2 separate regions of the Homo sapiens genome follow, and region 1 is linked to region 2. Evidence: read pairs that join two places in POLR2A ChIA-PET (ENCODE). Cell type or tissue: PC-9. All regions are shown on one strand. Links, peaks and the distances in the headings refer to the core of each region. The heading gives the core; the rest is flanking DNA. Region 1 overlaps DOCK3 (dedicator of cytokinesis 3). Region 2 overlaps MAPKAPK3 (MAPK activated protein kinase 3).

Evidence for each region. ChIA-PET counts read pairs that join two places held together with the same protein. Peaks named below come from ENCODE experiments on the same cell type or tissue, not always from the same donor. Only the 100,000 strongest peaks of a DNase experiment are listed, where the experiment ranks them.
Region 1: POLR2A ChIA-PET joins it to region 2 with 7 read pairs; 2 of 35 experiments call an interaction of 5 or more read pairs at or near these places.

Annotation. Positions count from the first base shown.
Region 1 is chr3:50,928,277-50,933,654 of GRCh38, forward strand. The region is part of intron 4 of DOCK3 (dedicator of cytokinesis 3); the gene reads left to right. Among named protein-coding and RNA genes, the nearest start is that of MIR4787, 260 kb to the left of the region's middle. In PC-9, for the core only: no CTCF peak of the experiment used is centred there; no DNase peak of the experiment used is centred there.
Region 2 is chr3:50,624,487-50,629,864 of GRCh38, forward strand. All of the region lies in intron 2 of MAPKAPK3 (MAPK activated protein kinase 3), which reads left to right. Among named protein-coding and RNA genes, the nearest start is that of MAPKAPK3, 10 kb to the left of the region's middle. RefSeq lists an enhancer at 1,000-1,776. In PC-9, for the core only: CTCF peaks have their summits at 3,402 and 3,604; DNase peaks (open chromatin) are centred at 355 and 3,095; H3K4me3 peaks cover 340 bases; H3K27ac peaks cover 3,949 bases.

The DNA.
Region 1 (5,378 bases), core at 104-5,103, 300 kb after region 2:
TTTGTCCCTGTTAAACAGTTACTCCCCATTCTCCCTCTACCCAGCCCCTGGTAATCTCTATTCTATTTTCTGTCTCTATGAATTTTCATATTCTAGGTACCTAATATAAATGGAATAATGACATTTGTCTTTTTGTATCTGGCATATTTCACTAGCATAGTGCTTTCATGATTCATCTATGTTGTAGAATGTATTAGAATTTCATTCCTTTTTAAGGTTGAATAATATTCCATTGCACTTATATATACCACATTTAATTTTTCCATTCATCTATTGATGGACACTTGGGTGTTAATAGTTTTCGTTTGCAAGTTTCCTAGTTGATTCTATTGCATATTATTGGTTCTTGTTTTATTTGTGCTTGGTTTTGTTTCATACTTTTTCCTTTCTGAAATGGAAGTGATTCTTTTCATTTCTCTAAGCATCTTAAACATTTAAAAATGTTTATCAGGCAATTTCATAAAATTAATTTTATCTGAAAAGAATTTACAGATGGTTCCCAGTGTATGATGGTTTGCCTTAAGATTTTTCTACTTTACAGTGGTACGAAAGTCATATGCATTCAGTAGAAACCATACTTTGGGTACCTGTATAACCATTGTGTTTTTTACTGTCAGTACAGTGTTCAACAAGTTATATGAAATATTTAGCACTTTACTATAAAACACACTTTTTGTTAGATGATTCTGCCAAACCATAGGGTAATATAAGTGTTCTGAGCACATTTAAGGGAGGATAGGCTAAGCTATGGATGTTTGGCAGGTTAAATGCATCTTTGACTTCATGATATTTTCAACTTACAGTGGGTTTATGAGGATGTAACTCTGTTGTAAGTCGAACAGCATTGTGTTATTTTTAAGCCTTTGAACATTATAGAGTCTTCATGTGTTGCAGAATTTGGTTTTCAGAAGTGGATTATTTTGTTTCCTCTCTCTGTTTCTGCCTCTGAGCATATCTGTCTAGTGCTTGAGCAGTTACTGCCGTCTGTCCCCTAACCTCCAGTGTGGAACCAGGTCCTTCAACAGCATTTTAGAGCTTCTTCCCCACAGTGACACTGGGGCTGTGGTAGATTCTGACCCTTGGCTGAAGTGGGGAGGGGGCTGCTTAAGGTCCAGTCTCCTTAGTCCTGCAGCTTGCTAAAAACCATAGTCCCAAATGAGGTTTAATAGCAATTGGTGTTGTGTCTCATGTTGGTCTTCTTTTCCGAAACTTCAACCAGTGAATCTGGCCTTGCTTCTCATGTCATTTTGAGCACTTTTTTGTCCTTGTCATCCCTCTAAGTTCCTAGTCACCAGTGCTGGCTTTTGACTTCAGAGTCCAGAAGACCTATGATTTCACACTGGTTCACTGCTGTGTTTTTGTTGTTGTTGTTCTGTTGCTACTACGCTGAGATATTTATTTTATTTTGGAGCCCAAAAATATTTGTATTTTACCTATAATTGCTGTGTCTTTGGAGCTGAGGAAATATGTCAAAATAAGAACTTACTGAGATATTTTGATAAGACATCTGTAAAAAATATAAAGAACAATATAAAATCTAGCTGATTTTGACATTTTATTCTAGAAAGTCTTTGCTTAATTCTAAGCAATGAAAATTAAAGTTTAAGAGTCAACAATAGCTACCATTTATTAAATATCCTATACACTAATCATTTTATTTGACACTTCACACTTACCACATCACACTTTGGTATCCCAGATTCATAGTGGAATTATCCACTTACTTCCAATGAGGAAGGCAAGGCTTTGAGAGTTCAAATACCTTTACCAAAGTAGCTTAGCTAGGAAGTGAGGAAACCAGCAGTTGAGGCCAAATTATCATAAGTCCTACGTCTTAGAACTTTAAAATAGGAACACTCTAAGTTTTTTATAGATCTTAATGATTAAAGTAGCTAAAGACCTAATAGATTAAACTCCAAGGAAATTATATTTTACTTTGTCTTGCATATCATTTCTGCATTAATCTTAGTAAAACACAACACTCCTTTAACATCACTCATGTTTCCCTATTTCCATAGTGTCAAATTTAAAATCTCACAGCCTTGTAGTGAGTGCAGAGGTCCAGATCCACAGCCCCCGCCTTGGGCGGCTGCAGCCTCACTGGTGCAAGTCTTCTGCCTGCTCCCTGCCCACAAGAGCCCAGGGAGACCCAGGTCCACAACCCTGACTTGGGCAGCTGCAGCTGTGCCCAAAACGATGGGGCTGCTACCTGCTCCTGGCCCCCTGGAGCATGCAGCCCCGCTGCACTCCCTCACAGCCTGGGCCCCAGCCCAGGTCCTTGCTGGGCCCAGGCCAGTGTCCAGGGCAGAGGCAACGTCTCCCCAGGCTCCCTTGGTGGCTCCAGTGCTCAGGGGCAGCGCAGAGCTCCCCCTCACCTGGCTTGGGGCCCTGCCCAGGGTGGGCACCTCTGGGAGTGGATCACAGGCCTCGGGCCGGCAATTGGGAGTGATACTGTGCAGACCCTTATGGGGCAGACCCTGGGGATGCGACCCTGGGCGGGCTTGTGCAGACAGCCTCTTGCAGAGGCCCAGGAACCCAGTGCTGTCTGTGGGGTGGGCATGGCGACCGTACCTCTGGCTGATCCCCGAAGTGGGCACCACTCTCACTTCCCCCGAAGCGTGGCCCCAAGCACTGCCTCCTCCCTTCACCCTCCCTGCAGCAGTGGCAGGAGAGGGCAGTGACTTGGGGACAGGGTCTGGGGCCACAGAGGCTCCGGGCCTGGGGGTGGGTCATGCCCGGCTGTGTAAGGGTGACGGCGGTGCAGTCAGCTGTCTCCTGGAGGTAGGGCACGGGAGACTCACCACTGCTCCTGCAGCCACTCCTGCTGCCACCGCCCATGCCTCCCCACTACAGACGGCCTGCTGCTGCCATCAGTAGCATGAATTATCTTTAATATGCCTTGCTCATTATTTTCTCTATACCACTTTTTATAGCATAGTACAGTGTTTAGGGCTCTCTCTCCACCTGCTTACCTTTCAGACCCAAGCCTCTTCTAGGAACTTCACTTTCTTCATGAATCTTTATCTGACTGCAGCAGTTTACAGTGAACCTCCTTTTTTAGAACATTAGATGTTATAGTTAATGTCACACATTTAGCACCTATTTGTGCTTTATGTTTAAGTTTTGTTACTAAGATTGTGATTTCCCTGATTGTTTCTATACATCTCCTAATTATCTCTGCAGCATTCTTAAGATGTGGTATATGGAAATAACTTCAGAAATTTCAACTTATAACCAGTAGCTTGAAGAAATAAAGGATGTCTTCTCATTCAATTTGAATTTGTGTAGCAAGTCATTATGACTTTCTTCTCAGATATGACATTTATCATTAGCTTACTCCTTTTCATCTGAGAAGATCAATATGACCTATTTCAAAAAATTAAAGTAAATTAAACCATAGTTATTTTCCTGCTCCCATCTTCCCCAGATACTCAGCCATGCTGATCACCACAATATTTGGGGTGGGGTGAGAAAAGTGAGTCTCTTGGGCAGTGTCTTACATGGCTGGTGGAGCCGAGTGCCTAATCATTCTGCTTTCCGCTGTGAGAGAAATTGGAGGGTTATGGAGTTTCTCTTGTTGAGCTGTACTGCTTTGTGGGAGGAGTGATGCAGGTAAAATGAAACTTTCTTCTTACCCTCTTCACTGCATCTATTCTGGATTTTTTGCCTCAGTGGTGTACTGAAACTTTTCTGCTGGATTCCTAGACTCCCACAAAGGTACTCTTGTCCATAAGTTGTGGTCAAAATTGATGCTTCTTGGGGGCAGATGACAGTAGAAAGCACCTCTTCTGCCATCTTGCTGATATTACCTTTGTCACATTTTACTCTTAACAAGCCCTTGATGAAAGCTTTTATATTAATGAGCTTGTAAATTTTTTGGATATAGATAATGCCATTGCATTATTTCAAGGTGACTTTTTGTAATCTGCTGTGGTAAGTCACACAAAATAAGAACACAGTAAAACTGTAAGACATAATCAGATAACATATATTCATTGATGCTCAATTTTACTGCACTGAGTCATCTTTGAACACAGTGGTGCTTTGTCAGCTGTCTTCTTGTGGAAACAAATAATACTTGATGCTAATTTTGTGGAATACATTTTCCTGTACTTTTTTTTTTCAGATGGATGATATTCCCCTTGGCTAATAAACGGGTATAAGTTACCTCAATATATCAGTATATTAAGTCTTTGGTCATAGAAAGTTTTTATTGACCCTCAACATTGGTGTGGACATTATAGAAATATTATCAAGTTAGTCCCCGTGCTTTCAGTAACTTTTCATTCAGGTTACTTGTGTTAAGATCTGGAATTTTTACTGTCTTTTGAAAAGGTCCTATGACAGCTGGTCCCAGTCATACCAGCTTTTTTTCATCTTGGATGTGTGAAATTATTTTCCAACTCAGTGACATCTTGCATACTTTTCTCGTTTGCAGGTGGCACCATAACTGGTTTTCTCCCTCCCCACACGCTTTTCATGTCATGATTTTTTTGCATGTATTGGGCCTTGACATTTCTTCAGAGAAGAGTTCATTGATCTGCTCATTGTAAATTGTATAACACAGCTAAAATCTTTCATTGTACTTGTATTAGTCTGTTCTCATGCTGCTAATAAAGACATATCTGAGACTGGGTAATTTATAAAGAAGAGATTTAATGGACTCACAGTTCCACGTGGCTAGGGAGACCTCACAATCATGGCAGAAGGCAAAGGAGGAGCAAAGTCACATCTTACATGGCAGCAGACAAGAGAGCATGTGCTGGGGAACTCCTCTTTAAAAAAGCCATCAGATCTTGTGAGACTTATTCACTATTATGAGAACAGCCTGGGAAAGACCCACCCCGATGATTCAGTTACCTCTCACTGGGTCTCTGCCACAACACATGGGAATTATGAGAGCTACAAGTCAAGATGAGATTTGAGTGGGGACACAGCCAAACCATATCAGTACCTTTTCATTTTCATTTTAGATTTATTACTGTCCATGTCTGTCTGATTCCCTATTCAGACCAAGAGCTCTCTGAAGATAGAAATCCTGTTCCTTTTTGTTCACTGATAAATTTTTGACAGTTAGCACAGGGACTGGCATTATAGTGGATGCTGCTTATGAAGTAGTCAGAGAGAATCCAAGCACCTTTCTGTTACCAGGTTCAGAATTCCTCTACCAGACTTAGAATTCCTCTGCTGACATTATGTTGCAGGAAAATACAATACCAATATAAGGGAGTATGCATTAAACTTTTCAAAGTTTAATTGTGTGGGTTCCTCCCCTCCACAACCCCCCACATTTTTCCAGATTTTTTTTTTTAACTGAGGGTATGAGCAAACTTTCAAACAGAAAAATGTTAAAGGTCATAAATAATTTAAAAAAACTA
Region 2 (5,378 bases), core at 116-5,115:
AGAGGCGTTTGTGTAGGGCCTTGAAGGGTAGAGCACCATTGCTGAGGGTGCTGCAGGGACTCCTGGGTCACTTGGGCTGTTGTTCAGACTATATGGGAAGGACTCAGTTTTCATTACAACAGAGGTCTGTTGTATCTCTTCTGAGCTTCACACCTGGGGAAGTGGAGTTAGATCCCTCATTTTCCTCTGCTGGGGACATCATCATGGAAGATCTCTGGGTGGAGGCAGTAGTTGGAACATCTGGCTCTGTAAGCCCGCAACCTCCCTTGGCTCCAGGCTGCCATGTCTAATGGTGAAGGCCCATGGGCAAGAGCTGAGGACATCCCTAGGTGAGAGGCATTCCAAGCATACCTGTGCCATGAGAGTGTGCACAAAGCGCTTCCTGGAGAGCTGGCTCTGCTGCTCTCAGGACAGTGAGACCATGGCTCCTGTGAGCACTGGTGTTTTCCCTGGAGAACATTAGTTCTACTGCTCTCCCTCCATCTATTGGACATCTTGTGTGGTCCCAGATGAAAGGCCCCATCTTGGGGTTGAGAGAGGAACAGTGCTCTCGGCTTAAAATGCTTTCTGTGACATTCTCCCCAAGTGACTTTGGACTAAAGGCAGTTTCATAATCTTTTGCAAAACCATCATCTTTGTGGTGCAGTTGAACCCTGGGTTTGAATATGTGGTGGGGAGTAGGATCCAGTCTCGGTGACTGTTACTATCCCTGCATTCATGCTATGAGACAACATAGGCCGGCAGACACTCAGAAGGCAGGGCTCTCATTTGGGGTGGCCTGGGTGCATTTGCTGGTGAAACATTATTGGTTTTTATGAGGACTCACTTGGGTGCGCCCTGCACCTGGGGAACCCAGCCCCTTGAGGGACAGGAAAGAATGGCGTGAAGGGAGCTCTGGGTCCTGGGCTCCTCCCCACCCTCCTGCCCGTTTGGAACTAAGTGGATTAGGCCCTGTGCAATTGTGATTAAAATCCTGCTGTGTGGGAACCGTGGAGGTTTGGCTTAGAGCAGGAACACGAGGCTCCCGTTTGGGGAACAAGGAGCCTCAGGAGGCCCTTTCAGCACTAGACAGGCCAGAGATGCTGAAAAGATTGCTTTTGTTTTTGAGGCGGGTTTGGGATTAGGGTTGCCTTTTTCTTTAGACTAGGGCTTTGTCTTTGCTGCCTTCTCCTCATGGCACTAGCGATCTTTCTGTCCTCTGCCTCCTCGTCCCTCTCATTTCTCCTTTTCCACCTGTTTCTCCTGCTATCGCTCTGTCCCCGCTCTCCCGGGCCTTGCCAGTTTGCCTGTCTCGTGTGTTTCAGGCCTCATGGCCTCTTTTCTGCAGCCTGGCAGGCTGAGGGCAGGCGGAGGACAGAGCAGGGCCAGGTCAGGTGCTAAGGACTCATCCTGGTCAGCGGGCAGCTCACTCCCCCACCCCCACCCCAGGGGAGGGTGGGGGTGGGGAAGGAAGGAGGAGTGAGTGCTGTACCCATGCCACTCACAGTGTCCCCTCCTGCTGCCCGCCTTGACCAGGTGTCAGCAGCCTTGGCAGTCAGAACAGTGGACTCAGGAGTTCTTGGGCTGAGCTGTAACCTGAGGAGGTCCCCCGCCACCCCCCCATGGCTTGTGTGAAGTCAACTTCAGCTGCAGTCTCTGCTGTTGGGTCTCCTTTTACGGCCCAATGGTCTGAGACTTTTGCTTGGGACAATTGTGTGGGACTAGGCACAGTACGACCCCCAAGGGTTCCCTAGCCACAGTGAGGTATAGACAGGGCTGAGATCTGACCTGAGTCAGAGCCTTAGAGCCAGCCAGAGGAGCTGGTGGGAGTCTGGGAGGGCTCAAGGTATGAGGTGCAACCTACCGCCATTTTTACAGAGGGCAGAGCTGAGTGTGAGCTGCACCTGCACTAGCTGGTGTGAACACTCAAGACTCTCTAGCTGGCACCCTGCACCTGACCACCCTTGCCCTGCTAAGGCTCAGAGGCTACATTCAGGGGCCTGAGGGACCAGGACCTTGAGCTGCCACACTCATTTCCCCATTCTTAAGGGTTCAGCCTCCACAAGAGACCCATAGCTCATCCACAGATGCTCACCCAACATTAACAGCCCCCTTCTCAGGATGTGGTAGAAGGACTGGCAGGTGTTCTCCGTGCTTTCTGGCAGGCAGTGGCACAGGGGGCAGGGGGATGGCAATAAGGGCACCCACTTGCTGAGTGCCTCCTACATGTCAGGCACAAACACTGCAGAATCAGAATGGATTATCACGCCCATGCCATGGATGCAGAGACAGGTTCAGAAAGGCAGAGTAACTCACCCAGGGTCACGTAGTATGGACATGGCCCTGTGCTGGAACCCAGGCCTGGCTCTCAGCCATTCCTCTCTGCGTGTGTGCTCCTCTGGGGATCAGGAGCCACAGTCTGCTCATCAGCAAAATGAGAGCCTGGGCCGGGCGCAGTGGCTCATGCCTGTAATCCCAGCACTTTGGGAGGCTGACGCGGGTGGATCACCTGAAGTCAGGAGTTCGAGATCAGCGTGGTGAAACCCCGTCTCTACTAAAAATAGAAAAATTAGCTGGGTGAGGTGGCACATGCTTGTAATACCAGCTACTTGAGAGGCTGAGGCAGGAGAATCACTTGAACCCGGGAAATGGAGGTTGCAGTGAGCTGAGATTGCGCCATTGCACTCTAGCCTGGGAGTCAAGAGTAAAACTCCATCTCAAAAAAAAAAAAAAAAAAAAAATGAGGGCCTGGGTGCTCTGCTTGGCAAAGGCCTCCCTTTTGGCTGTGAAGACATGTTAGGTGGGCAATGATCATCGGCAGTGCCAGGGAAGCAGGCAGGTCGTGGGGGCCTGCCTTGCCCACTGCTGGTGCTGATCTTGCAAGTAGACAGACAGCATAGAGACTGGTCAGAGGGTGCCCCAGGATGCCTCTCCCACACCAGTCAGCAAATGGTGTTGTCAGGGGAACATTTGGCTATGGTGATGCCACCAGCAAGGGCTATATTCTGCCAGGGTCAGGAGCTCTGAGGGTTATGACTCAGGTTTGGAGACCCCTTCCGCTGTACTTCATGGACTAATTAAGTGCTTGAGTCAGGCTGAGCCAGTACCAGGGTGTGTCCTTACCCTAGGCAGGCCCAGGAGAGGGGGAGTGAGTCACTGCCGCCTAGTCTCGTGGCAGGAACAGGCAGTGTCCCTCAGAGCTGCCAGGCCACCACCCTGGTCCCCTAGAGGGCAGGGCCTCCCCCTCTTCCTCATAGCTATGGCTCCATGGTGTGATCAGAGACTAGGAAAGCCTTCTGGGAGTAGGCTGGGTGTCGGTGCCTTGGGAGTCCTCTGGCTGAACGTGAGCAGGAGGGGAGAGGGGCCAGGGGCCAAGGGAGACTGGAAGCCTGGATGGCTAGTGCCCCTGCTACCCCTGGGAGGAGCCTGAGGAGAGCGATGGCTGCCTGTACTCACCCAGGCCTGTGTGGGGAGCTGCAGAGACATGAATGAAGCCAAAGGATGAGGGAGAGATGCTGAGCAGATATGAGATAGAAGGTCAGTGTTGGGGGTGGGGATGGAAGGTTCCCTAGGGCCTCTGTGCCATGCCTCTGGGGGTGAGCCAGTGTATCTCCCCACGCCCACTTCTGATTCCTTTGTCATCACTGTGACATCTCCTCCAGGCGAGAGAGACCAGCTGTCATTCTTCTGAAAGCTGGAGAGTTTTGGGTCCCCTCTCTCCAGAGCTGGCCAGAGGCCTGGCCTGCTGAGTGCTTCAGCAGGGGTCACCTAGGCGTGACCTCACTTGCCCTGGCCACCCCTGCTAGGGAGGGTGGTATGGCCCTTTGTTACCCTGTGTCAGCTATGTGGGCATCACTGCCACACAACTGGCCAGTTGGGGGCACATATTTCATTGCTGCTGTGGGGTCTCTTCATGAAGAGAGACCACTGATGGGACATTATTTCTGAGATTACAACAAAACACTTGTGTTTGCTAAAATGTTCCAGTCTTATGATGAAAATGTCCTATTTTTACACTGTCATAGAAGAAATAAAACCAGGGTAAAGTTTCACAGATTATGTAGCTGATTTTGATAGAAAAATCCCCTTTTCCTCTTTGAAGTTAAAGGAAGATACCAGAACCTGGATCTTCTGAGTATGTACTCAGGGGGCTCACAGGTGGTCTCTGTGGCCTCCCCCGGCCCTCTGTGGGAAGGCTGTGGGCAGAATCCTGGGATCCCACACCTGTCAGGGGCAGAGGGAGTTGTGATCCTGCCACTTTCTCACTGTAGAACCTCTGGGGGAGGGGAGGAGGCCATAGCTGTCTCAGGGCCTCTTTCCCCAGCTATAACACAGGAGCCATGTGGGAGGAGAGTGGGTGCCCAGTTCACAGATGCAAGCTGGGGCTTGGGAAGGTGAAAGGACTGGCCATGGTCACACATTTTGCAGGAGGGACATTGTTCAAAAGGATGCGCAGAGTTGTCGAGGGGTGTAAAGGTGTCTGCCACCTGGGAGAGTAGGGGGCTGCCACAAAGAAGTGAAGATGGGCCCCCTCCTATAGTTGACCAAGCTTGAGAGCTGGGTGAGTTCCCTGTTGTGGGTTTCTGTTCTTTCAGTCTTGGTTCCCATTCCCCAGGGTCGCTCCCCTAAGATCAGCCACCCTCTCTCCACCCTGGAGGGTCTTCCCCTTCCTTATTGAGCCTTTCACAGCAAAACAGGATTCGTGGACTCAAGGTTCTTGGTCCACCTTTGAAGAGCCCAGTCTGGCTGTGCCCCTCTGAGGATATGAGACCATTTCCTGTGACCTGCTGAATTGGAGAGGTTCTGCCTCCCCCAGGTCCCCAAGGCTGCACCTAGCTTTCCCTGAATTCTGGGAAACAAGGAGGGGAGGAGTGTAAGGCCATTTCAGGAAGACCCAGGGGAATCCTAAAGCCAGGGGTCCCCAAGCAAACCCAGGAACTGTTTTCACCCATACCATCATGGCCCCCAATACCTTCAGTGTGCACTGGACACCAAGTTCATCTGAGCTCTTTGTGTGTGCTCTCATTCCCTCCTTGTGGCTCCCTGGGAACAGGAGTATTAGCACTATCCCCACTTTCCAGATTGGGCCTGTGAGGCTCAGAGAGGCTGAATGGCCTGCCCAAGGCCACAGGGGAGTTGGGAATAGACCTGGACCCCTGTGGCTGCAGCTAGTCCTGCTGTGCATGGTCCCTGGTCTGGGGCACTGGGACCCTCTAGCACTCACGTTCCCACTGTTCTTCCCTCTTCCTTCCTGGGAGCCTCGCTCAGGTCCCTCTTTCTAGAAGCATTTCCCTCCACTCTTCCCATCCCCCAGACTTAGCATTTCAGCCTTTGTTTCCAGGTTGTCTGGGGCTGGTGGGAAGCAGACCAACTGAGGCCATCAAAATTTAGTAAATTGG